Linked DNA regions of Homo sapiens: regions 2 and 3 are each linked to region 1. Evidence: chromatin loops called from intact Hi-C (ENCODE). Cell type or tissue: gastrocnemius medialis. All regions are shown on one strand.

Region 1 (8,000 bases):
GCACAGCTTTAGGAGGCATATTATTTTATAGATAGGGAAAATAAGGCTGAGAGAAGGTAAGTGATTTAACAAGGACACACAGACCTGAAATGGCAATGTGGGAATCTGAAATCAGATCCTTTTGATATCAAAGGCTATGCTCTATCTGCTCTGCTATATTTAATATTCTGGTTCCGTACATACGTCAAATAACAGTTGATTAATGCAATCAGCTTTAGAATCTCTGATGGGCTTTACTTACCACCAAGTGAAGAAAAGCACCTTATAAAGAGCAACTCTAGAAATGGAATCTCATATCTGAAGATCATTATAACCTAGAAAATTGTACCTGGTTACAAACTTGGTGCCTTAAATAGGGCCAGAGTCTAACCAAACAAAAAGTTATTAGCAAGATAAACCATAACAACCAGCATATGGCAAAAATCCGTACTATAGAGGTTTATTTTCTCCATTTGGAAGATTTCATTTTACTAGACAAAGTGTATGGGATCACAAGCATTACTGTTTGCAAAATTAACAGTATAAACAGGAAAGTGTTAACAGCTCAAATTAAATACGGGAAAGCAATCCTAACATCCTAATGTAGCTAGTTTTATTTTCCCTACATTTACTCGATTCGCTAAACATTTATTCAACTGCATGTTGAACCGTCATGTTTTTAGGCTGTAAGATCTTTCACAACGAAAGATCCCAAGTAAAAGAAGTGTTTCATTTGCCTGCATAGACTCTGACCAGTAAGTTCTCCATCAATACTTCTTATGAACAGCATCATCACTATCATAACTAGGGGTTTAATAGTATCTCTTAATTGAAAAGGCCTGTTTTTTATTTTACCAAATTAACATAACTTTCTTCTTTAACTGAAAACTTACACGAGCGAGTGATCTTTTCGTTCTGTTATGTGGAACTTTGCATAAGAAATTTTTCCAAGTATATTCTACACATTTTTTAGAATGGCGTGATACTTTCCTATAGTCCTAATTCAGTTTTTTTAATATTGCTGTTTAAATGTGAAATCTTACACAACGATAATTTGTATCTTTTCAGGCACTAAACTTTCTTCTGTTATTAAATGTAACATTTAGCTGAAACATACGTAACTCCAATATCAGTAAAGAATCAAAGATTTTCAAATAAGACTAAAGGAAAACATTCAAACATAATGTTATTGTATGCTGAAAATATTTATATGTGTCAGAAAGTAAGTTCCTTTCTCCCTTAATCAAACACTCAAGAATCGGACTATAATTTATCCACTTCACTACTATTTTGTTCAATTATTACAAATTTTAATTTTTTAAAAGTTTTCCAAACAACATTAGTAATGTTATTTCTGATTTATGAGTCACTAAGACAAATGGCTAACACATAAAGAGTATTTGCATTATTAAAATTAAGTTTTCAGAGATCAATTAATAGTGCTATAAATGAGTCATTTAAAATTAACTCCCAGTCCCTGTCTTTTCCTCCGCTTTCCAGAGGAACTATTTCTGAACTGTCCCAGTGAAAAGTATTTTTGCCTGTGTTGAGCTTTGAGAGGGATGTATTTTTAGAACACCAATATTACACTATCACCCATAGGGTAGACATAAAAAAACACTGCTTTTTGCTGATGAAACTTAGTGACCCCGTCCCTTGGAGTTGGCACATTCAACTGTCTGCTGCCTACCAAGGGTCAACCCACAGTCGTGAAGTGTACCAGTAAGTGCTCCACATTCCCACTGGGGCCTTCTATCTTCCTAAGAGTGTTCTCTGACAGGGCTGTTCCCTGCCCAGTGAAACAAAGGACCAAAGATTTTCTCAAAAATGTTTAAAAATTTGACCCATGTAACGCGGACACTCCACACTCACGGAAGTGGGCAGAAGGGGGAGGGGGAAAAAAAAGGAAAGAAAAGCTTCTTCAGCCTCAGCGCGGAGCAGCTGCTCTTCCTTACCCAGACGGGACAGTCGTGGACCACCAGCTTGACATTCCCAAACGCACTGGCCTGATACTCGGTGAACACCGGACGCGCGACCGTGCTGGCCGCGTTCAGCAACAAGCTGCTCTCGTCCCCGGAGACCAGAGGGCTTCTCCCCAGGTAAGTGCGGATAAGCCCCGACGGCCGGTTGTCCTGGTGGAATGTGTCCCCCTCGTTCCCCAGCGCCACGATGTGGATGGACCTGCACGGACAGAGGGGGCGAGGGGAGAAGGGAAGCACGGTCAGCGCGCGGGTCTCTCCTCGGAACAGGAAGTGCGGGGGACAGCGCGCGGCGAGGATGGGCACCAGCCCCTGTCCCTGGGGCGCACGGCACGCGCTGGAGAGAGACAATGGCAGGACGGCGGCGCGTACGTACATGATCTCAAATCCAAGGGCAGGGCGGCGACTCGGAGAAAAGCAGCGGCTCACGGCTTCGCGGGGCCCCCGGGCGGCGAGTTCACCCGCAATCCGCTCATCCCCGGCCGCGTCCCCCTCGCGCGCCTCCACCGCGGCGGGGCCGACGCAGAGCGGGGCCGGGGCCGCGCCAGCCAGCGAGCGAGCCGGGGACCAGGGCGGGCTAGCGGGCGGGGGATAAGCTGCCGCTACTCAGGGAGTGCCCGGGAACATCGCCGGGCGCGGGACCGCCGCACAGCCCCAAGTGGACGCAGCTGACCGCAGTCCCCTCTCCGCCGCGCCTCCTCGGCTGGCAGCTGTCGCCTCCTGCTGCCGCTGCCGCTGCTCCTCCTCCTCTAAGCAGAGAAGGGGGGTCGGGGAGATCGGGGCCTCCGCCCCCTCAGCGGACCGGGCGCAGCACGTGCCAGCCCCGGGGGTCGGGCGGATGCGGGGGACGCGCTCCCCGCGGAGGCCCCGGGAGCTCCGGTGGCGGCGGCTGGACACAAAGGAGCCGCCCGCGCGGGGCGCCGCGGAATATAAATTAATAAATACAACGCCCCAGCCCGAGAGCTCCCAGCCGCCAATCCGCCTGCAGCAAGTTTGTTCAACTCGCAAGGCCGTAACCAGAGCCAGGAAAGGGGGGTGGGGCGATGGGGCCCCCGCTCACTCCGGACTGGAAAAAGGAGGTTAGGGAAGCTAGGGATTCCAGCCCGAGTGCCGCCCCAGCAACCCGATTTCCCCCCCTCTTGGCCTTGACCGAAAGTGCTTTACCACGTCTGCCGCTTTCTCATTTGTCAACATGCGCTACAGCTGTTTTCTAAAATCATACTTGTGAGAAAAAATAAAGGCAACATTCATGCTGCTGCAGAAAGAGTTCTTTGTTCACACACCAATTAATTTGCTAATGTCGCCTTGGGGGGATTATTTACTATTTCAAGCTATATTTAGCGTATTTTACCGAAAACTTCAGGATTTTAAATGCTGGGATTTTTAGTGTGATCGTTTTTAAAGGAAGTTATGTATGGGGGTTTAACGTGTTGGTAAGTTAAATGCCAGTTTACTTGGAGATTTTTCTGTACACGTTATGGCCACATATTTAATAATAGCTCCGCAGACCAACTGAAAACATAATCACGTAAATGCAAAGATACTTTAGATTCTTTCATAATAATGCACTGAAGTAAAGGCTATGAATATCCCTAACGTGCTTCAAACTACCTCGATACAAACGAACACTGGGATCCACTTACTAACACCAAAATGGGCCAGGGATTACTCTGGGGTTAGACTCCTCCATACAGTATTAAAATTCTAACCAGTACCTTACTCTGTGTTGAAAAGAGTTCTTGCTTATCCTTTTATCTGTTTATTTTTCCCTTCTGTAAAATTGGACTGTTTCTTTTCTCAGCTGAGCTATTTTGAGGGTATGAAAGAGGGGGTATTGAGTAGGGCAGTAAAAAAACTAGGGCAACAGCTTTTTATTATGGGCCCTTATTGCTCGGTTGAAAGTAGTTTAATAGTTTCTCGTGCTCAGAGAGGATATAATGGGAGATATTCTTTATGTGGTCACTGTTTTTTTTTTTAATCTAATTTCCCTTTGCATTTTCTACGATTTCTCTTTGAGTCTCTAGAACCTAAACCATCCTTAAAAATTCCAGCATGCAAGATCACTTTTTCTCTTGGGTTAATAGAAAATATATTTTCTCATCAGTCTTTTCCGGAAACCCATAAGTCAAAAACAAAGACACTAGAATGGATGAATGGATAAAGAAAATGTGGTATACACATGTAATGGATGATTAGCGTTTAAAAAAGAAGAAAATTCCTTCATAAACTACAACATGGATGAACCTTGAGGACCTTGTGCTAAGTGGAATCAGCCAGTTGCAAATCACAAAAAGTGATTCCATTTATATGAAGTATCTAAAGTAGTCAAACTCTTAGAAACAGAAAGTAGAATCATGGTTACCAGGGGCTGGGGAGAGGGGAAAAGGGGGCGTTGTTCAACAGGTATAGTGTTTCAGGTTTGCAGGAAGAAAAAGTTACAGAGATCTGTTGCATGAGGTGCATATATAGTTCGTACTATACTGAACTATAGAACTGAACGCTAGAACATTGTTAACTAAACACTAGAGCGTGTACTGAACACTAGAACATGATTAACATGGTAACTATTGTTATATTTTATGACAATATAAAAATATTAATACAAAAATGAAACAAAAATAGACACCAAAGTTGCTGACAACTTGGAAGTGTCAGAAAGGGAGAAAGTATTCATTTTTTCCTTAGTTACTCAATAGGTGAGCCAAGCCTGTGCTGGGTAGGCATAGGAGATCCCAAGGTACATAAGACTTGGTCATTGACCTTAAGAAGCTAAAGCAATTTGTTACCAGAAAGGGGTCCCAATCCTGACTCCAAAAGAGAGTTCTTGGACCTCCAGCGAAGAATTCAGGGCAAGTCCATAAAGTGAAAGCCAGTTTATTAAGAAAGTAAAGGAATAAAATAATGGCTACTCCATAGGCAGAGCAGTGTCATGGGCTGCTCGACTGAGTATACTTATAGTTATTTCTTGATTATATGCTAAACAAGGGGTGGATTATTCATGAGTTTTTCTGGAAAGGGTGGGCATTTCCCAGAACTGAGAGTTCCTCTGCTTTTTAGACCATATAGGGTAACTTCCTGACATTGCCGTGACATTTGTAGACTCATTGTGCTGGTGGAGTGTCTTTTAGCATGCTAGTGCATTATAATTAGCATATAATGAGCAGTGAGGTTGACCAGAGGTCACTGTCACCACCATCTTGGTTTTGGTGGGTTTTGGCCGGCTTCTTTACGGCATTCTGTTTTATCAGCAAGGTCTTTGTGACCTGTATCCTGTGCTGACCTCCTATCTCATCCTGTGGCTAAGAATGCCTAACCTCCTAGGAATGCAGCCCAGTAGGTTTCAGCCTTAGTGTACCCAGCCTCTACTCAAGATGGAGTCATTCTGGTTCAGACCCCTCTGACATATTAATTAGTTTGTGAATATTAGCACACTCAATCCTTTTGAAAACATTCTAGTTCCTAGACCTAGGCCTAGGCAGTCAGTAAAAGAGATAGGTACAAAGGCAGTCAGTAAAAGAGATAGGTACAAAGTAAAAGATAAGTTCAGTGAATGTTAGGAAGAGATCTGTGCTTTCTGTGTCAGAAGTTCATAAAGAAAGTAAACATTGTCTTAGGTCTTAATAGATTAAGAATTTGTTAGATTTGGAAGAAGAGGAGGTTAGAAGGGAAGGAGTATTTCAAAGAACTGGACAGACATCACATGCAAAGGTATAAAGAAATGGAAGATCATGGCTTGTCTTAGGAACAGCAAGAGATGAAGTTAGTGCTGGCATGAAGGTTTCTATATTAAAGCAGGCAGAAAAAAGAGTGGTGGAGGCTTCCCAAGAGATTTCTGGAGTCATACCTGGTGATACTTAAGCTACAAATTGAGTATCTGGTACAAAGCCTGGCTACATACTCACCAAACCTGTTTTCTCTTCCAAGATAGCTAAATGACGTTTCTCAACTTTTGTGCATATAGGTAGGGCCACATGATTAGTTCTCATCAACGGAATATGATCCCTGCTGAGCAGTAGAGAAGTGTGTCTCTCCATTCTCTTTTATCTTCCTGTCTCAACCACATGAAGTCAGGTCAACCTTGAAGCCAGGTGTTTGAAGCTATTAGCACTGCAGTGTGGAACCAGTCCTTGAATGACTAGTTACAGCAGAGCCTCCTCACAGAATGCATTGTACTGTGATTTGAGTGATAAATAGATATTCAGTGAGTTGAGCCAGACATTTTGAGGTCAATTATTACAGCAGTTAGTGTTATTTATCTTGGCTAAAAGAATATCACAGATGGTCCATTTCCTGATATCCTAAAGATCTTTTCATAATTTTCTTATGACCACTTTTTTAAAGTTATTTCCCTTGTATTTTAAATTTTTATTTGGTTTATGTATTTGCAGTTTCTCTCATCAGCACATTTAAAAAATTTTATTTTACCAGTGTTAACAGAACAGATATCACATGTCCTCCAACCTCAAGGTCACTGGGGAACACACAGGAAGGGCTTCCAACCCAAACAATATTTTTTTCCTATTTTAGTGGCTGAAATGCCACCATTTCATATTTACTCTATTAGATGTTTTTATCCCTAAATAAGATGTAGCATAAAGTACAGTAAGGACATGTAAAGTAATTCAGTGGGCTATTACTAGTCCCCAAATTGTGAATATTCATATACCAGTTTTTGAAAAACGTGTTGGTTCCTTAACAGCTGGAGAGGAAGTAAGCATTGGTGAGGGCAGGCCTAGAGATCTCGGCTTGGCAGAAGATTTTTTCCAACTATGTTTTAAGGAAAACTAGGTTTGCATAGAAGAATCTTCAAATCAGCTTGAGGAGGTGGCAGAAAAAGAGTAAGCAGTGAGATCTGAACTCTGACAAAGGCATCTTAAAGCCAATCAGAGCAGTCTTATTGCTGTCTTTTAAAAAAATATTAAAGTTTCATATTCATTTTCATTAAAAAGATGGGTTTTCTAAGGTTAAAAACAAACGCAATTTTTAAGACTACTTATCTAGAGCCAGAGTCTTCAAGGTGGGGTACAGAAGATGATCCCTGAAATTCCAGAATAAACTTCTAATCACACACATTATTTTTTACTGAAAAAAAAAAGGGGGGAAACGAAATTAAGCTTTACTACTAGTTAATGTTGGGATTGATGCTGGTACCCCAGGTTGACCAGTAAGTGGGCAGATACAAGGAGTGTTGGGGGCATGGCAGCAATAGGATACACAGTGAGGGGCAGCGGGAGGGCTGCCTCCTTTGTTCACTTTCAATATATTGCCACATGTTGCAGTTTCTGTTTCTAAGGAGACTTATGAATGATATTTAAGTAAACTACTGTTACAGCAGGAACCAAGGGAGACAGTGTTAAAAATGCAAGCACAAGCAAAAACCCCCAGCCAAGCTGATGTTTCTGATACTCTTTGGGAGCCACATTGCAAGGTAAAAAACCGACGACTAATCAGATTTGCCAAGAAGTTGACCAAAATAATGGATTATAAAGAACACTGTTTTAAGTATGAATTTACAACCATTCTTGCTAACATTGATTTCACCCTAAGTGCATATTATAGTTAATAGACAATGATATTCTGAACTGATTACAATTAGCTAGCAACTTAAAAACTAAACACCAAAGTATTGAAGGCGAATTCAATAAAGTTTCTAGCATGTTTAAGTAGTGTACTATATACAAGTCAATACTTCCAAGAAAAGTCACCAAGAATAAATGCTACAAAGTCTCTTCTGAGCTGTCTTAAAAATGAAAGTCAAAAAGCAACACACTCTTAGTTTTCTTCTTGCCAAGATAAAAATATCTAAAATAATACATAGAACGCAAATGGAAAAAAACAACTGCATTCCTTTGTTAGCAAATACCTTGAGAATATTCACATGAAGTTTTGCTAAAATTCCAGTCATAAGTATTTGAACAAGTTAAACAATGTGGGAAGTTTACTATAAGGTTAAACTGAAAGCACAGATGTTTTTAATATGTTCCACTTTATGGTATTTGAGAAATTCTGTTTCAGTGTAGTATTTACTACATTGTGTTCCAA
Region 2 (8,000 bases), 66 kb after region 1:
AACATGTTTTTTAAGTGAATCATAAAGTTGAAAAATGGCTACTTGCCAGGAGCCACATATATTTTGGAGGAAATATATTTTCTTGTTACAGGAATAAAAAGTAATTATTAAAAGCATTAAAATATTTAAATATGACCCTTAAACAATATAAAGATTAATTATTCAGAAGCATACCATATATCAAGTACATAATTTATTTTGAAACTAATCAGCTTTAATTACTTTTAGGTGAAGGACAAAACCTGAGAAAGAAAGATGTAATAAAACAGAAAGAGTAATTTCTCATGTAGACACCCGTACTAGTCCATTCTTGCACTTCTATAAAGAAATACCTGAGTCTGGGTAATTTATAAAGAAAAGAGGTTTAATTGGCTCATGGTTCTGTAGGCTGTATAGGAAGCATGGCAGCATCAGCTTCTGGGGAGGCCTCAGGGAACTTACAATCAAGGTGGAAGGCAAAGGGGAAACCAGCACTTCACATGGCTGGAACAGGAGGAAGAGAGAGAGGTGGGAGAGGCCATACACTTTTATACAACTAGATATCATGAGAATTCACTATCCTGAAGACAGCACCAAGGGGGGATGGTGTTAAACCATGAGAAACTGCCCCCATGATCCAATGACCTCCCACCAGACCCACCTCCAGTATTTGGGATTACCTTTCAACATGAGATTTGGTGGGGACACAGATCCAACCCATACAACACAACTTTTATTTTTATTGTATATGGCCTACCAATGATTGAACATGGACCTCCCACTGTGAATTCATATATTCACAAGCTTAAGAACCTTTTCACTCTGCTAGGAGGTATATCTGCTTTTCTTCCTCCTAGAGAGTCTGCTCTCTACTTGTATATTTGTCTCCGTGTAGCCTAAAAGTGGGATTCAAAGGCATGCTATCAATTTGATTCTTTCTAGAGAGAAAAAGCAGCAGCTGCTTCATTTCCTGGAAACTCTTTCCAGAAGCCAGGAATTCTGGGAAATGCTGCAGGTGACCTATGGAGGGAGTGGGCAGAAACTTTCCCTACCTATCCCTACATCTAGGAGTTAGTACGGCCCGAAGAGAAAGGAGGAAGAAAGAAAACAGCCTTTCCCCAACCCCCAGCACCCCCACCCCCCCACTCTTAGCTACTAGGCTAGATCCTATTCTTGGTTTCCTTGTTCTGTAAATCACTTAAGAGGGAAGAAGGAAATTGCAGTGGGCATTTTTGTTCTGCATTCAGTAGTGGCAGCACTAAGCGAACACTGAGCATACTAGAACAGGATGTACACATATTTTAATAATTTCATTTACAAAATACCATATGTACTTTCAACCTAACATAGAAAATATAGAAAACAAGAAAGAATTTAATTTCTCTGAACCTGTGTTCTTATTTCATAGGTTTGTTAGAGGATAAAATGAGAGAATGCAAGGAAAGCCAGTAGAATAGAACCTAGCATGTAATGAGTGTTCTACAAATGTTAACTATACAAAGCCACATAACTAAATCATAACAGCAATTAAACTTTTGGTGCATTTCTGTCCAAACTTCTTTCTATGCAATGTTAATTGTGTTTAATCATAAAAACATGGGATGTAGAATTTTTAAGCTTTATACTGAAGTATACAGAATAGTGCACAAATTAAGTGTATAGCTCCATAAATTTTCATAGATTGAACACATCTTGGTAAGCAGCACTCAAGAAATCTCATGATGCTGCTGCCTTACAGTCACTAATTCTCACCCTTGCTAGGATAATTGTTTCCTTTTCTTCCAACAGCATAGTTTGGCTTGTTTTTGTATGTTATATAAATGGAATCAATCATACTTGTTATGCTTACTATTTTGAACCTTGATCTTTCTCTATTATTATTACTATTATTAATATTCCCTCTCTAATAAGGGACTATTAATGTCCCTTAATACTACCCATGCACAGACATTTTACTAAAAATTTTACAAGCATTTTCTTATTTTTACAGCAAATCTATGAGATAAACATTAGCTATTATTCTCAATTTGGAGATGAGGGAAACAAAGCTTAGAGGAAAGAATTAATTTGTCCAAGATTTCATTACTCAAGAACTCTGGGGCTAGAAATTAACTACATCTATTTACTCCAGAGTCCATCCCTGTAATGCAGTCCTTTACCACTCTTCATGAGCAGTAGTGTATCCCAAGGCAGCGTAGCTTAATGATCAGGTTAACAACTTGGGCCCTGGAGTACTATTTCCAGTTTAAACCTCACTTTGCTACTTATCAGCTATATTACCAGGGGCAAGTTGCCTACTTTTCTTTTTTCTGCTTTCCAGTTGTGGAATGAGGATAATAATAATACCAACTTCATAGGATTGTTTTAAGAATTAAATGTGAATACTTATAAAGTACATTGAACAGGACCTGGTAGACAGTGCCATGTAAGTGTTCGTTCAACAAAAAGTTATCACGTGTTCTTCAGAAGTACCTTTTATTTATTTATTTTGAGATGGAGTTTTGCTCTTGTTGCCCAGGCTGGAGTGCAATGGCATGATTTCAGCTCACTGCAACCTCTGCCTCCCAGATTCAAGCGATTGTCCTGCCTCAGCCTCCCAAGTAGCTGGGATTACAGGCATGCGCCACCAGGCCTGGCTAATTTTTGTATTTTTAGTAGAGATGGGGTTTCACCATGTTGATCAGGCTGGTCTCCTGACCTCAGGTGATCCACCTGCCTTGGTCTCCCAAAGGGCTGGGATTACAGGTGTGAGCCACTGTGTCCGGCCCAGAAATACCTTTTAAAAGGCTGCATACTATTCACAATAGCCTGGATATAGAATCAACCTACGTGTCCAACCACAGGTGAATGGATAAAGAAAATGTGGTTTATATACACAATTGAATACTATTTAACCATTAAAAAGAATTCTGTCATTTGTGATGGCAAGGATGAATCTGGAGATCACATTAAATGAAATAAGCCAGGCACAGAAAGACAAGTACCACATGATCTCACCCACACGTGAAATTTTAACAACTACAACAACAAAAAGTTGGTACATAGAAGCAGAGAGGAGAACAGTGGTTACCAGAGACTAGGTAGGGAAAGGGGAAAAGGGAAGGATGGTGAGAGGTTGTTAAATGGGTACAAAATTACAATTAGATAGGCAGAATAAATTCTGGTGTTCTACTGCGCAGTAGGGTGACTACGGTTAACAGTAAAATATTATGTATTACAAAATAGCTAGAAGAGAGGATCTTTTAATGTTCTCACCACAAAGAAATGATAAATGCACAATGTGATACAGATGCTAACTACCCTGATTGGATCATTATATAACATAGACTTCTATGGGAACATCAAATTGTACTCCTTAAATATGTACCATTACAATGTGTCAATTAAAAATACATAAAAGGTTTGAAAAAATAAAAAGATTGCATAATATACCACTGAGTGGATATAACATAATTTTCCTAACTATTCTGGAATCATTGTTTTAGTTTTTTCAATGTTATAACTCTTTAATCAACGATCATTGTTTTAGTTTTTTCAATGTTATAACTCTTTAATGAACGTTGTCTAATGAACATTATGTGCATGTTTTTACCATGCATTTATATGATTTTATCAGCTACAGCCTGTACCTTTTGGAAGTTCATCGAAGCCATTAAGTTGCTTGGCTCTTACTTCAGAGGAGCCTGGCTAACTGTCACTTCACTGCTGAATGGAAAGGGAATGTATTTCCTAAAGTCCTCATTTCATACCCTGCTCAAGGCAACAAAGGTGGCCCATGAGACAGTATAACTAAGTATGTTAAGCTGATATGTTTCAGGCCGGTACACCTACTGCCAGAAACTAGAAACACAGGAGAGGCAACTTCATTATTGGTGTTAAACTTCTCTGTGTTTCATAAGAGCCTGTTGCATATGAGCACAGAACATTTTCTGAAGCTTAATGATCATCTAAGGTTAATGCTCGCCTTCAGCAGTCTCATGATTAACATTTCCAAGCAGGTCATTAATCTCTAGGAAAAGCTTATTATTTTGATTGCTGTTTACTTAATTGAGGTTGTGAATAATTAGTAAAGAATGATTACATGAATTTTAACAAAGGAAAGACTGTTTTTCTAATATGCACAGCAGCACCTCCTAGTGTGCACAGTTGGTAATTGGCAAAAATTAGTCATTTAGATCGCAGAAATGCAAGATTTTTATAGATTTGTCACAGGTTTTGATTAGCACAAGAAACTGTCTTCTTGTTAAAAAAGGAAAAATAATTTTCACAATGTGAAAAAGCCCAGATAGCTCTAAAGTAGATGACTTTCTTTAGAAAAAAATAAATTCTCATTTTACAGTAACATTGTACAATATGACATTGAAACACTGAAAATGTTTGTTTATTAAGAAAATCTTTTCTGTTTTTGCAGGTCAGAAAGGGTTCTTTGTTTGAAATCATCTCCTTTCCAGCAAAGACTGCTTTAACTAGCATAATATATGCTTCATATGCAGCACTAATTTATTTGGTAAGTTAAGAAAATTATTAGAATCTAGAAATAAATCTACTTATTTTGTGTAATGTTAATAATACTGTGCAATAGTATACTGTACAATATTTAATGTTACCATTCACAGTCTCGTTACACAAAACAATTTTATATTAAAAATTTCCTTTTCTGATGAGCCAGGTCAATCCACCAAAACCCAGTTTGCTTAAATAACTAAAATTTTATTTTCATAAAGTTTATTACCACTTGAATATTTTTGGTCAAGAATTTTTAGTTTTACTGTTATTTAGCTACAGTTGTTTTTTTCAGCCATTGTACCATGGTTGGCTAAAGTTCAGTATTCTAACATTTGGGGTTTCTCACTTTGGGGAACGCAGGTATTAGTGTATTTTGGATTACAAGTGCTGTGCATGAGAAAAATATAAAAGATTTTTTAATTATAAGGGTTTTATTTTCTATTAATAGCCACTTAAAAAAACTGTAACACACAAAAAGGAAAGTGTACAGCTTAATGAATTATCACAAAATCTATTAAGCTCTATACTACCCAGGTCAAGAAACAAAACATTACCATAATTCCAGAAGCCTCTTTCTTGCCCCTCACAATCACTACCCTTTCCTATACAGGATATCACTATTTTGACTTGTAATACTACTGATAGTTTGACTGCTTGAATTCTATATAAATAAAGTCATATAGTATGTATTCTTTTGTGTTTGTCTTTTGCCCAACACTGTTTTAAGATCATTCACTGCCTGTAGCAGTAGTTTGTTCATTTTCACTGCTGTGTAGTATTCAACTGATTGACTGTATCAACATTTATTTATCCATTCTACTGCTGATGGACATTTGGATTATTTCATTTTGGCTACTATGAATAAGGTTGCTATAAATATTCCTGTACATATCTTTTGGTGAAACTGCTAGGCCATAAGGTATGCATGTGCTGATACCTAGTAGATATTGCCAAAGAGTTTTCTAAAATGGTTTTTTAACAATTAACACAAATCTCAGTTTTAAGTCCAAGTTGCTCCACATCATTACTGACAGTATTGTCAATCTTTTCCATTTTAGCCATTTTTGTGGGCATGTAGTATAATCACATTGTGGTTTTAATTTGCATCACATTGTGGTTTTAATTTGCATCTCCTTGGCTATTAATGAGATTGAGTACCTCTGCATATATTAGTTGGACATTTGGATATCCTCTTTGTTAATTTCTGTTAAAATCTCTTCTTGCTTTTCTATTGAGAGATGTCTTTCTTAAAACAATTTTTGATTTTTACTTTAAAAAACATATTCTAGGAGCCTGTCCTTTTTTGATTATATATGGACAAATTTCTTCTCTTACTCCGTGACTTGCCTTTTCATTCTTTTAATAATGTCTTTTAAGGAAGAAATTCTTAGCCAGGCATGGTGGTGTGTGCCTATAATCCCTGCTACTCAGGAGGCTGACGGGGGAGGCTGAAGCAGGAGGATACCTTGAGCCCAGGAGTTTGAGACCAGCTTGGGCAAAATAGTGAGATCCAGTCTTAAAATAAATAAAAGCATATCATAATTTTAATGTCATCCAATTTATTAATCTTTTCCTTTATCTTACGTGCTTTCTGTGTCAAAGAGAATCTTGACTTACACCTAAGGTCATGAAAATATTCTCCTGTTGTATTCTAGAAGCTTTGTTAGTTTACCTTTCACGTTTAGATTTATAATCCATCTGGAACTAATATGAGGTAAGAGTCAAATTTTTCCCCATGAGTATCCAATTAATCTATTTTTTCTTTAAAAAAAGCCCTTTTTCTATTGTCCTAGAATACTCTTTTTTGCATAAATCAAGTGTCCTTTATGTGTAGGTCTGTTTATGGATTCTCTGTTCTATTCAGTTGGTCTATTTGTCTATTCTTGTACCAATTGAGCACTGTATTAATTACAGGAGCTTTATATCTTAATAACTGGGAGAATAAGTCCTCTTTCCGGTTCATGAATATAATATATCCTTCTACTTATTTTGATATTCTTTAATTTCTTTTAATCATTTTTATGTTTTTTTGTTAGCATTCTTACACATTTGTTAATATATCAAAACATACAAGAAGTCCCAATTAAGAGCCAAGCAGGTGTGTGCATGTGTGTGTGTATGTGTGTGTATGTAAGTTGACTAGATAGTTCTAAAATATATAGGGAAGTGCATAGGGTCAAGAATAGCTAAATATCCTTGAAAAAAGGTAGAACTTACTTTTAAACATATTAATTCAGTTTTTTAAAAACTAAATTTATCAACTATTTTGCCACTGTTTTAAATTTTCAAGAAGTGCTCAATATTTTAAATGTGAATCTTATACAAAATTGGCATTCAACTAAGCTAGGATGTAAATACATTGCACAAAATGAACAGGATGACATGTCTATGGGGAAATAAAAACTAGACTAACACAAAAATTAGATTTCAATTTCTCAAAGGCTGTTGAAATCATCTCACACAATTTATCACGCCATGAACTTTATAAGCAGGTAATAGAAACAAATTTTTGGTGATCTGATAATTGGTCATATATGTATCTAAGGCCTGGGAGAGGTCAGGTTACAATTTTGGTTTTGAAAGCAATATATATGTTAGATGTTAATGTCCTACGAGTGGAACCATATCAAGAGAAAAGACAGGTAAGTCAACAGAAATATGAAGAACAGCAATATTTAAGTGAGCTAAAAAAGAATCCATTTGGGAGACAAGAAGCAACAATCAGAAAGGCAGAAAGAAAATCAGGAGAAATAGTGCCAAGGAAATAGACTCAGGATGTTGTGAGTAGTTAAGTGTCAAATACAAGCAGAAAAAGTCAAGTAAAATGAAGATTTGAAGTGTCCATTAGATATAGTAGTAAAGATGTCAAGGTTAACCATCTCAAAAATGATTTCAGCGGCATAACTGGATAAGGAAGACAGAAATAAGCAGGTTTCAGAGTGAACAGAAGGTAATAACGTGGAAACAGACTCTGGTTTGACTAAGAAGACAGAGTGTGTAGCAGTCAATAGAGAAGCAGATTCCCAGAGATTTTTAATTTTTAAATATTAGGATGGAAGATACTCAAGTATGTTATAAATTGCAGGGGAAGATCCAGTCAAGAGTAAAGAGGCTGAAGAGACAAGGAATAATTGATAGAGAAGATGGTAGGATGTAGGTTAAAAACAAAGATAGAAGGATACTGACCTTGATCAAGACCGTTCATTCCTGAGACTGGGAAAAAGGTGGTTAGAATGTGCACAAATATAATTTTTTGTTGGTGAGGGAGGAGAGAATGTTTCAAATAGGATAGAACTTTCCAACCTTTTTTGCAACATGAATTCACAGAGAATGATCATATTTTGGATAAATGGATGAGGCTGTTTACAGCTAAAGGTCATGACTTTAAAGGTTTCTAGTGCTGGGTCTGGATACATAAAAGTGCAAGTAACAAAGGATATCTGAATGACAGTATCTTAATCGATAAAGATACTTAAATATCTTAATTATAAGTTGGGAGTTAGGCAATTCCCAGG
Region 3 (8,000 bases), 110 kb before region 1:
TCTGCAAACCATTTAAAGGTCATCACCTTGAGCTCTTTCAAGGGTAAATCATCTCCCAGAGTTTGAGAGGCACAGAGATGTACTGCAAAATCCATGACCATCATCTTCTTACCTTTTGGAAAGATTTAGTTTTGAGAAATAGAGGATATCGGATCAATTTGATAATTAAGAAAGTCGACTGAGCTGTGTAATGCAGTTTTTTGTTCCAAACAAGTAGGACCCAAAGTAATGTAATATGATTTTCATGTCACCAGTATAAACTAATACAAAGGCAATTTTAAAAGAGAAGTCCCCAAATTGTCTTGATCAGTGGTGGTTATATTGGCATAAAAGTACTGCCTCTGAAGATGACTCCTTTAGTGGTGATAATTTTTTGGATATGTTTTATTAGGTTTGTGGAAAAGCTCAGTATGACCACAGCATAAGCTATACCTCATATGTACCTCAAATTCGAACATATAGACAACTGCATGGCTTCCCTTGTTGACCATTCTAAGGGTTTGAAGGTAATACAGGTGGCAGAATAAGATTTTATTAGAAGAAAGAGTTCCATGGCTAAGAAAATGTTCAGCACAGGGCTAGTGTATCCTTGAGACTTTTCACAACACAAAGATTCTAAGATTCAATATTCCAAAAGATCTGTGGCAAACTGAATAATTTTCAGAAGTGAGTTTCCACTGAATTAGCCACATTCTTTCTCCTAATTCCTCTTGTAAATGATAGCAATCATTTACAGGCTAATATTAAGCATCTTATCACTGAGAACTCTATAATAAGTCTTCATTATGATGACACTGATATATTTGGAATAATTAGTAAAAGACTAAAAATTATGTCCAGTATAGTTTTTGCTTTAAAGCATATTTTAAATGGGATTGTTTTTGGAGAAAGGGAATCTCTGAAAGCGATTTAACTTAATATTTACCCATTTACACTTCACTGGGAAGATCATTGGTTCATCACATGCACTGTTCTTCACTGCCACTAGGTGGTGCTCCAGCCATAATGTCTCTTCCTGAGCCTCCAGAATCTGTTCACTACATACTGCCCTAGGGTAGGTCCCACTGAACATGGCTGGTCTTGCAAAAATCACATCCAGTGTGAGGTATGTTTCTAAGCTCCCTAAAGTTTACACATAACCCCAGACTGAGGATGACAGTAAAAAAGCCCGCTATTCAGGAAAGCAGAACTCGACCCACAGTGGAAAGAAAACAACTAAGGCAGGTGGGGTAGTAGAGACAAGCCCAGGCTTTTCCCCCTGATGGTGTCTTTAGTAGTAACCTAACCATCTACTGCAGTGGCTGGCCCAGTGACGCTGAAAGGTGAGGCTATGCAAACATCTTCCATGGCCTTCCAACTACCACAGCTTGGCCAACACGAGCACCAGGAAAAAAAGATCTGGGAGACGGACCAATTATGGGGACCTTAGGTCTGTGCCGCCCATCTGTGCCTGGTACCCATGCTTCATATCTATCCAGATTTTATTTGCTTTGGGCTAGCAGCTCACCATATGCCAGCACAGGCGACTTGCCCCAGGAGGGCAGACCTTTCCCTGGACTGTGAACAAAATTTATCTCCCCATTTCCTGAGTTCTTTCAGTTACATTCTGTACCTTACTAGTCAGTTTTGAGTCAGTTTCCAAAAGAAATGCATAGAGGTACAAGCTTCAAAGAAAGACAATCTCCATACGTGGTTCAGTGTACAAACACGGGCAGTGTGTGTGCATAGTCACAAACGCTAAGTGGCACAGAAAAAGAAGCAATCTGCATGAGTCAGGGTATTAAAAAGGCTTCACAGAAGATGTGGCACTTAAAAACAGGACTGCAATGTTGGGAGATGGAAAAGATCTTGGAGAACATCTGGTCTGAGGCTCTGAAATAGTTCATCTGAGTCTTTTTTTTGAGATGGAGTCTCTCTCTGTTGCCCAGGCTGGAGTGAAGTGGTGCAATCTCGGCTCACTGCAACCTCTACCTCCCGAGTTCAAGAGATTCTCCTGCCTCAGCCTCCTGAGTAGCTGGGACTACAGGTGCCCGCCACCACACCTGGCTAATTTTTGTATTTTTAGTAGAGACTAGGTTTTGCCAAGTTGGCCAGGCTGGTCTCGAACTCCTGACCTCAGGTCAGCCGCCCTCCATGGCCTCCCAAAGTGCCGGGATTACAGGCATGAACCACCAGGCCTGGCTGTTCATCTGAGTCTTAAAGGCTCATGAAGGTACCTCAAGAGCCATCCTTGAGGCCAACCAAGGAGGCTTCCAGGTCCCACCCACATTTTAATAGCAACAGTTTTATCTGTTTATTTATGGGGGTTCAGTGTAAGTTCTGTTTGAACAAAGAATTCTACTCCTTTTTTTAAAGTTGGAACCATTGATCTAGTCCAAGCTGCTCATTTTACAGATAAGATCACTGAAGCACATTGAGAACTTTCCCAATCTCACACATGGCTTGAATTGAAAAGGTAGGGAACATTTTGGATATGTAGAAGAAGGGTGATATGGTTTGGCTTTCTGTCCCCATCCAAATCTCATCTTGAATTATAATCCCTAAGTGTTGAGGGAGGAACCAGTGGGAGGTGATTGGATCATGGGCGTGGTTTCCCCCATGCTGTTCTTGTGATAGTGAGAGAGTTCTTATGAGATCTGATGGTTTAAAAATGTAGCACGTCCCCTTCCCTTGCTGTCTCTCTCTCTCCTCCCACCATGTAAGACACGCCTTGCTTCCCCCTTTGCCTTTCACCATGATTGTAAGTTTCCTGCAGCCTCTCCAGCCATGCTCAACTGTGAATCAATTAAACCTCTTTTTTTTTAATAAATTACCCAGTCTCAGGTATTCTTTATAGCAGTGTGAAAATGGACTAATACAAAGGGAGACCAGGGTGTCTGCAGGGAACAAGAAAGAACCACATCTCCATCTGACCCACAGGTTAGAAAAGCATGTTTGTCAAACTATATGAACCTAAAGGCAGTTTATATTTGCTGACCAAGTTCTATTCAGAGATATATATCCTCTTGCCAGAGACACAGACATGCAAACCATATTTACTACTTACTAAACCCCAAACCCATACTCATCAAACTTGAAAGGTAATAGAATACTAATTTCCATTGTCCAGATGACTCTTCTCCATCTTTTAACAAAGTTATTTCCTACTGTTTCTCAGAATGGCTCCCATGCAGTTAAGAAAAAGACAGTACTCCATGCTGGAGATGATAATCCAGGCTCGGCAGTGGATACACTGGCAGATGTTTAGCAAATTTTATATAAATCGATCTTATTGTAAAATGTTGATGCTTCCTCACCAGCTCCTGTTTCCTCCTTATTTTACAAAATGTGGAATTAATTTCAGACTAGAGCTTAAATCAAGCACCTGAGTTGGGAAGACCAAAAGTCAACACAGAGGCTAACCCTTGAAAAGAGCTGTGAAATCTATAATTCAGGTCACAAGGAGGACTCTGTTGCTTTTCCACTCTGCTGGTGAAGAGATAACAGAAGGTACCCTCTCAGTTTGCCATTGTATTTAGGTGAAAGATGCCCACCTCAAACCCACTCAAGCACAAAGAGAATTTACGAGCCCACGCAACGGGAAAATGCAGGGCTAGCTCACGCTCAGCTGGAGAAGGAGGAGCTCAAATGGTGTCAGGAGGAATCCATCTCTCCCTCTCGTTTCTGCTTTATCCTGTTGTCTTCATCCTCACTCAGGCTTTCTTGGAGAGAAGGCAAAACCCCAACAATTGCAGATATACAAACTCCAAGTCTCTGGCCCAGGGGCTCCAGGTATTGAGTTGCATCTCATTGGCTCAAATTGCCTCCCATACCGCTTCTTGGATATATTGCCTTGATCGCATGCCTAACCCTGGCACTAGGATTTGAGAATTTACCAGAGGTTACCTCCTGGTAGAACTGAGTCTTAAAAGAAGAACCTAAGCCAAGGGCTAAAAGTAGTGGAGGGGTGGCTCCCCAAGAAGAAAAGATAGATTCTGTTTCAGGAAGAAGGGATATTGAGCAGGTCAAACCACAGCGGTGTACTCCCTTCACCTGCTCAGCCCTGTGCCTCTCTGTGCTAATGGATAAGGCACACCTGATACCTTTGGAAGGCTCTAGAGTAGCTAAATCATAGATACTATTAGCCAAGCTAGCCTGCCCATTCAGTTGTGTTCATTGAACAAACATTTATTTATAGTAAGCTGCAAACTTAAACTGAGCCCATGCAGGGAGGTTTATTGGGTAAATCAACTTCCCAGAACTACTGCGTCAGGAATTGCCACAGGCTTCTTGTTGGCCAAGCCCCTGGGGCCACACTTCGAGTCTTGGCTGACTGTCAGCTACTATTTTTTTTTTTTTTTTTTTTTTTTTTTTTTGCCTTTCTGCAAGCCCCAGGTTCCAGGTTTTTTTTTTTTCTTTTTGCCTCTGGTTCCTAGGTGTTTTCTCTTCTCCTAACTTTGGCTAGGCACAGGACACATCTTTCCAGCTACTTCTGACACTCTCGAAAACAAGAAACAAGATTTTTTTCTTCATCAGGACTGGAGATTTACTGGGGACAGGGAAATCTTCGAGGATTCAGAAGACCTCCTGCTTCCTTAGGGTCATTATTCCTGATCATCACCCTTTTCCAGTTCTCAACCTTCATGGCATTTCTGCCTCCTCTTCTGTGGCTGAAGTGGGACTCACAAGCTCTCTCACTCCTGTGCACTGGCAGTGCCAGCTACCACTTACTAAGCACCTACTCTAGGCCAGGCCCTGTGGAAAACACATTATCAGTATATCATCTCAAATGCTCCTCCCCTCTCCTCTGCGGTGAGTCCTGTGACCCTCACCAAAGAGGAAACTGGAGGCCGGAGAGATTAAGTCACTTGCTTGCATTCTGTGGCCAGTGAGTGGCAGCCGAGGAACTGGGACTGGGTCTGCCTGGGACTGAAACCACGCTCTTCACCACCACACTGTAGTGCCTTCTGTGGGCCTCTACTTCAGGAAGCCCTTTTCCAACACGTGAGCCTGAAATCACAGAATGGTGAGAACAAACGAGGGTGCCTGGAACACTGCTCAGGAGCCCCCAAAGACTCAGGAAAGCCATTGGCACGCCTCATGACCACAAGGCTGAGTGATTTCAATCTCTATGTCTGACAACGCACCACCCCGCAACGGCATGCACGGAAGATTTATAATGGGTTTTCTTCATGTATCACCCCTGCTGGTATCAAACCAGAACCACCTCTATTTTATGTAGTGTTTCTCAACCATATTTTACTCATGTGCCCTTCTGATATGTGCAAAATTCTTACTATCACCATCCCAAATGCTGGGGTGGTCCCCAGGGATTTCTTTCCTCCCACTGTGATTTTTGCATTACTCCATCTCACCTACCAGTTCCTGTAGTTTGAATTACAAAATTCCCCTCCTTTATTTTCCACATATAAAATGTTTATGTAATATTAAATATCAGAATACATCTAGACATATTTAAAATATTAACGCCCCAGATCGCGTTGGCCCCAACCAATCAGAACTGCTGCTGGTCCTTGCCGCATGCTGCTGAACTGCAGCCTAGCATTAGCCCTGTGTATACTTCCAGGAGTCCTACAATACTTCCTGGGGGCACCTCTCCCACCACCACAACTGGGAATCCTGAGCTTGGATCTAGTGTTTCTGCTAATGTTGCTATAGAATTCAACTAGGTGAGGAAGAAACAAAAATGGAGATTGCATCATTCTCTTTCTCCTTTCTTTTATGGAAACCTTCCTCCCAACCAATTGCTTCATCATGTTGGGGTTGGCCTTGCTCTCAGTACAAGGGATGGAATAATCCAAGAGGAGTAACAACAGCCAGGTGTGTCACTGTGTGTCAGAATAATGCCCCATGTGCATTAAGTTGCTATCAAGGGGCATCACCCTTTCCTCATCTCAAACTCCGACTATGAGGATATCCAGCTGGTGTCTATATGGCAGCCACCCACTTGTTCCTCCTGAGGGAATTGCCTTTGGGTTTTCAGATCATGAGGAAATGAGGCAACTAGTTTCATAATTCCTGAATGTTGACCCAGTCCTGGAAGAAGTCAACGCCCAACTGGAACATTACTGCTCTTGCCTGTGTCAGAAGAGGAACAGGATGACATGGCAGGAATCTTAAAGTGCCTCCAACACCGCCTGTGAATCAGTACTCACAGGTCAGAGCCTTCAGGGTGATGTTGAAAGGCAGGAATACTGCTCAGCCCAGCAAAATAGCAGGGCCTAAAAAAGACGGGGCCAGAGTTGGGGGGAAGGAAAAAACAAATTAAGTGCATGTCGGACACCATCTGCTGATTCCCAAAACTAATAGGAAGGTCTTTGCAAGGATTGCCATTCTCTACTGGAAGATTCAGAGGAGAAAAAAAAAACTGTGCAACAAATGCTATATTTTTGTTCACAAACATAAGGTATATTCAATTCAATCCAATTTTATGGAGAGCCTCTGGGTCAGACTGCAGGGCATGTAAAGGTGCATTCTCTTCATCTCTCCACTAATGCACATAAGGGGAGCTTAGTCCAGAAATTTCTGGGATTCAGAGGAGGGAAAAAAACTGAAATATCAACCCTTGAGATATTTTTAGTATCACCTCAAATCTCCAATGCCTTGGCTGGGGAAACCCCAAAGTTCCCCAATATTAGCAATTCCCCAGGATTTCAACTCTCTGGGTCCTCTGACCTCAAGCTCCTGAGTACCCCCCAGGTACCTCTGAGCTCTCCAAAAGAAAACACTCACACAGAAAGGAAAGTCATGTTGGAAACTCCAATAACAGGAGACTGGTTGAATGTATGAGGGTACATTCACAAAATGGAATTGTGAGTAGCATTCTAAAAATGAGTTAGGGGTACATCTGCTCAAGGTCAATTGTGAAGTGACCAGGGCTGGGGTGGAACAGCAGCAGAAATGATACTGTTTAAGAAAAAATACATGAAGGGCATCCCCAGAAGGAGAAACGAGAAACTGGTAACAGTGGTTGCTTTTGGGGAGAGGAACTGAAGCTAGGGGTCAGGAATGAGAGGAAGTACACATTTCTATAGGAGTTTTTGTAACAATAAATCACAGCTACTTTAAAAATTTTCCAAGGAGGAATTGGGGTAAGAGAAGCCATCACATGTAAACTTTGGGGAACCAGGTTCAACTTCACTGAAGATGCCCTAGAGGAGGAACAGAAGAGCTTTAGATCCATATCCCACAGAAAATGCTAGTTATTGCTGGTTCCAAAGTTCCTTTTAGAACACCTGCTACCAGGATCTCCTCCCCTGGCTTTCCTGCATCACCCCTTTGGCTCTGTTGGGTTTTTTCATGCCATACACCAGACTTTAATTCTACCCTCTTCTTCAAAGCCACTGGATGGAAACGCCCTCCCTCAATGATCTGCTTAAACCAACAAATCTATATAGGTCGTGTGAATCACTCCACTACCCTAGAGCATAAGAATTGCCACATTTTGGCCGGGCGCGGTAGCTCATGCCTGTAATCCCAGCACTTTGGGAGGCTGAGGTGGGCGGATCATGAGGTCAAGGGATGGAGACCACCCTGGGCAACGTGGTGAAACCCCGTCTCTACCCAAAATACAAAAATTAGCTGGGCGTGGTGGCGGGTGCCTGTAGTCCCAGCTACTCAGGAGGCTGAGGCAAGACAATCACTTGAACTCAGGAGGCGGAGATTGCAGTGAGCCCAGATCACACCAGCCTGGCGACAGAGTGAGACTCTGTCTCAAAAAAAAAAAAAAAAAAAAAAAACACAATTGCCACATTTCTTAATTTCTCTAAAGAAAATTAAATCTGGCCCAGACCCCAATCACCTTGTGCTTATCCCTCCCTTGGGAAGATCAAAGAAGTCTAGAGTCCTAGAGTTTCCACCATTCAGGAACATTGGGCAGGGGCCTTTAGTGCAGCATGGTAGCCAGTGAGCTGCTTATTGTCCAGGTCCCCAGGACGATGCCCCCATCTGCAGGCTCCTCTGGTGGCCCCCACCATCTCCAGGTCAGACGAGGTCTTTGG

Evidence for each region. Hi-C counts contacts between places; a loop is a spot of excess contacts. Peaks named below come from ENCODE experiments on the same cell type or tissue, not always from the same donor. Only the 100,000 strongest peaks of a DNase experiment are listed, where the experiment ranks them.
Region 2: it touches region 1 in a loop (5-fold over the local background); 71 of 110 quality-filtered maps call a loop at or near these places.
Region 3: it touches region 1 in a loop (4-fold over the local background); 18 of 110 quality-filtered maps call a loop at or near these places.

What each region holds. Positions count from the first base shown.
Region 1 is chr5:95,726,019-95,734,018 of GRCh38, reverse strand. It overlaps RHOBTB3 (Rho related BTB domain containing 3), which reads right to left and starts at 2,683. Exons shown (of 12, transcript NM_014899.4): 1 at 2,335-2,683; 2 at 1,935-2,160. The coding sequence starts at 2,336. It also overlaps a transcript of SPATA9 not described here. RefSeq lists silencers at 2,321-2,700, 2,761-2,890 and enhancers at 3,051-3,260, 5,916-6,085. In gastrocnemius medialis, a CTCF peak has its summit at 3,143; DNase peaks (open chromatin) are centred at 1,720, 2,138, 2,698 and 2,998; H3K4me3 peaks cover 3,726 bases; H3K27ac peaks cover 8,000 bases.
Region 2 is chr5:95,660,439-95,668,438 of GRCh38, reverse strand. It overlaps SPATA9 (spermatogenesis associated 9), which reads left to right. Exons shown (of 5, transcript NM_031952.4): 4 at 4,391-4,486. Among named protein-coding and RNA genes, the nearest start is that of RFESD, 18 kb to the right of the region's middle. In gastrocnemius medialis, a CTCF peak has its summit at 4,110; no DNase peak of the experiment used is centred here; H3K27ac peaks cover 299 bases.
Region 3 is chr5:95,840,169-95,848,168 of GRCh38, reverse strand. All of the region lies in intron 1 of LOC124901029 (a long non-coding RNA gene), which reads left to right. All of the region lies in intron 2 of LOC102724720 (a long non-coding RNA gene), which reads right to left. Among named protein-coding and RNA genes, the nearest start is that of LINC01554, 8.1 kb to the left of the region's middle. RefSeq lists enhancers at 1,056-1,105, 4,949-5,058, 5,069-5,188. In gastrocnemius medialis, a CTCF peak has its summit at 986 (motif pointing right); DNase peaks (open chromatin) are centred at 1,018, 4,168, 4,838, 6,068 and 2 weaker places; H3K4me3 peaks cover 2,662 bases; H3K27ac peaks cover 6,006 bases.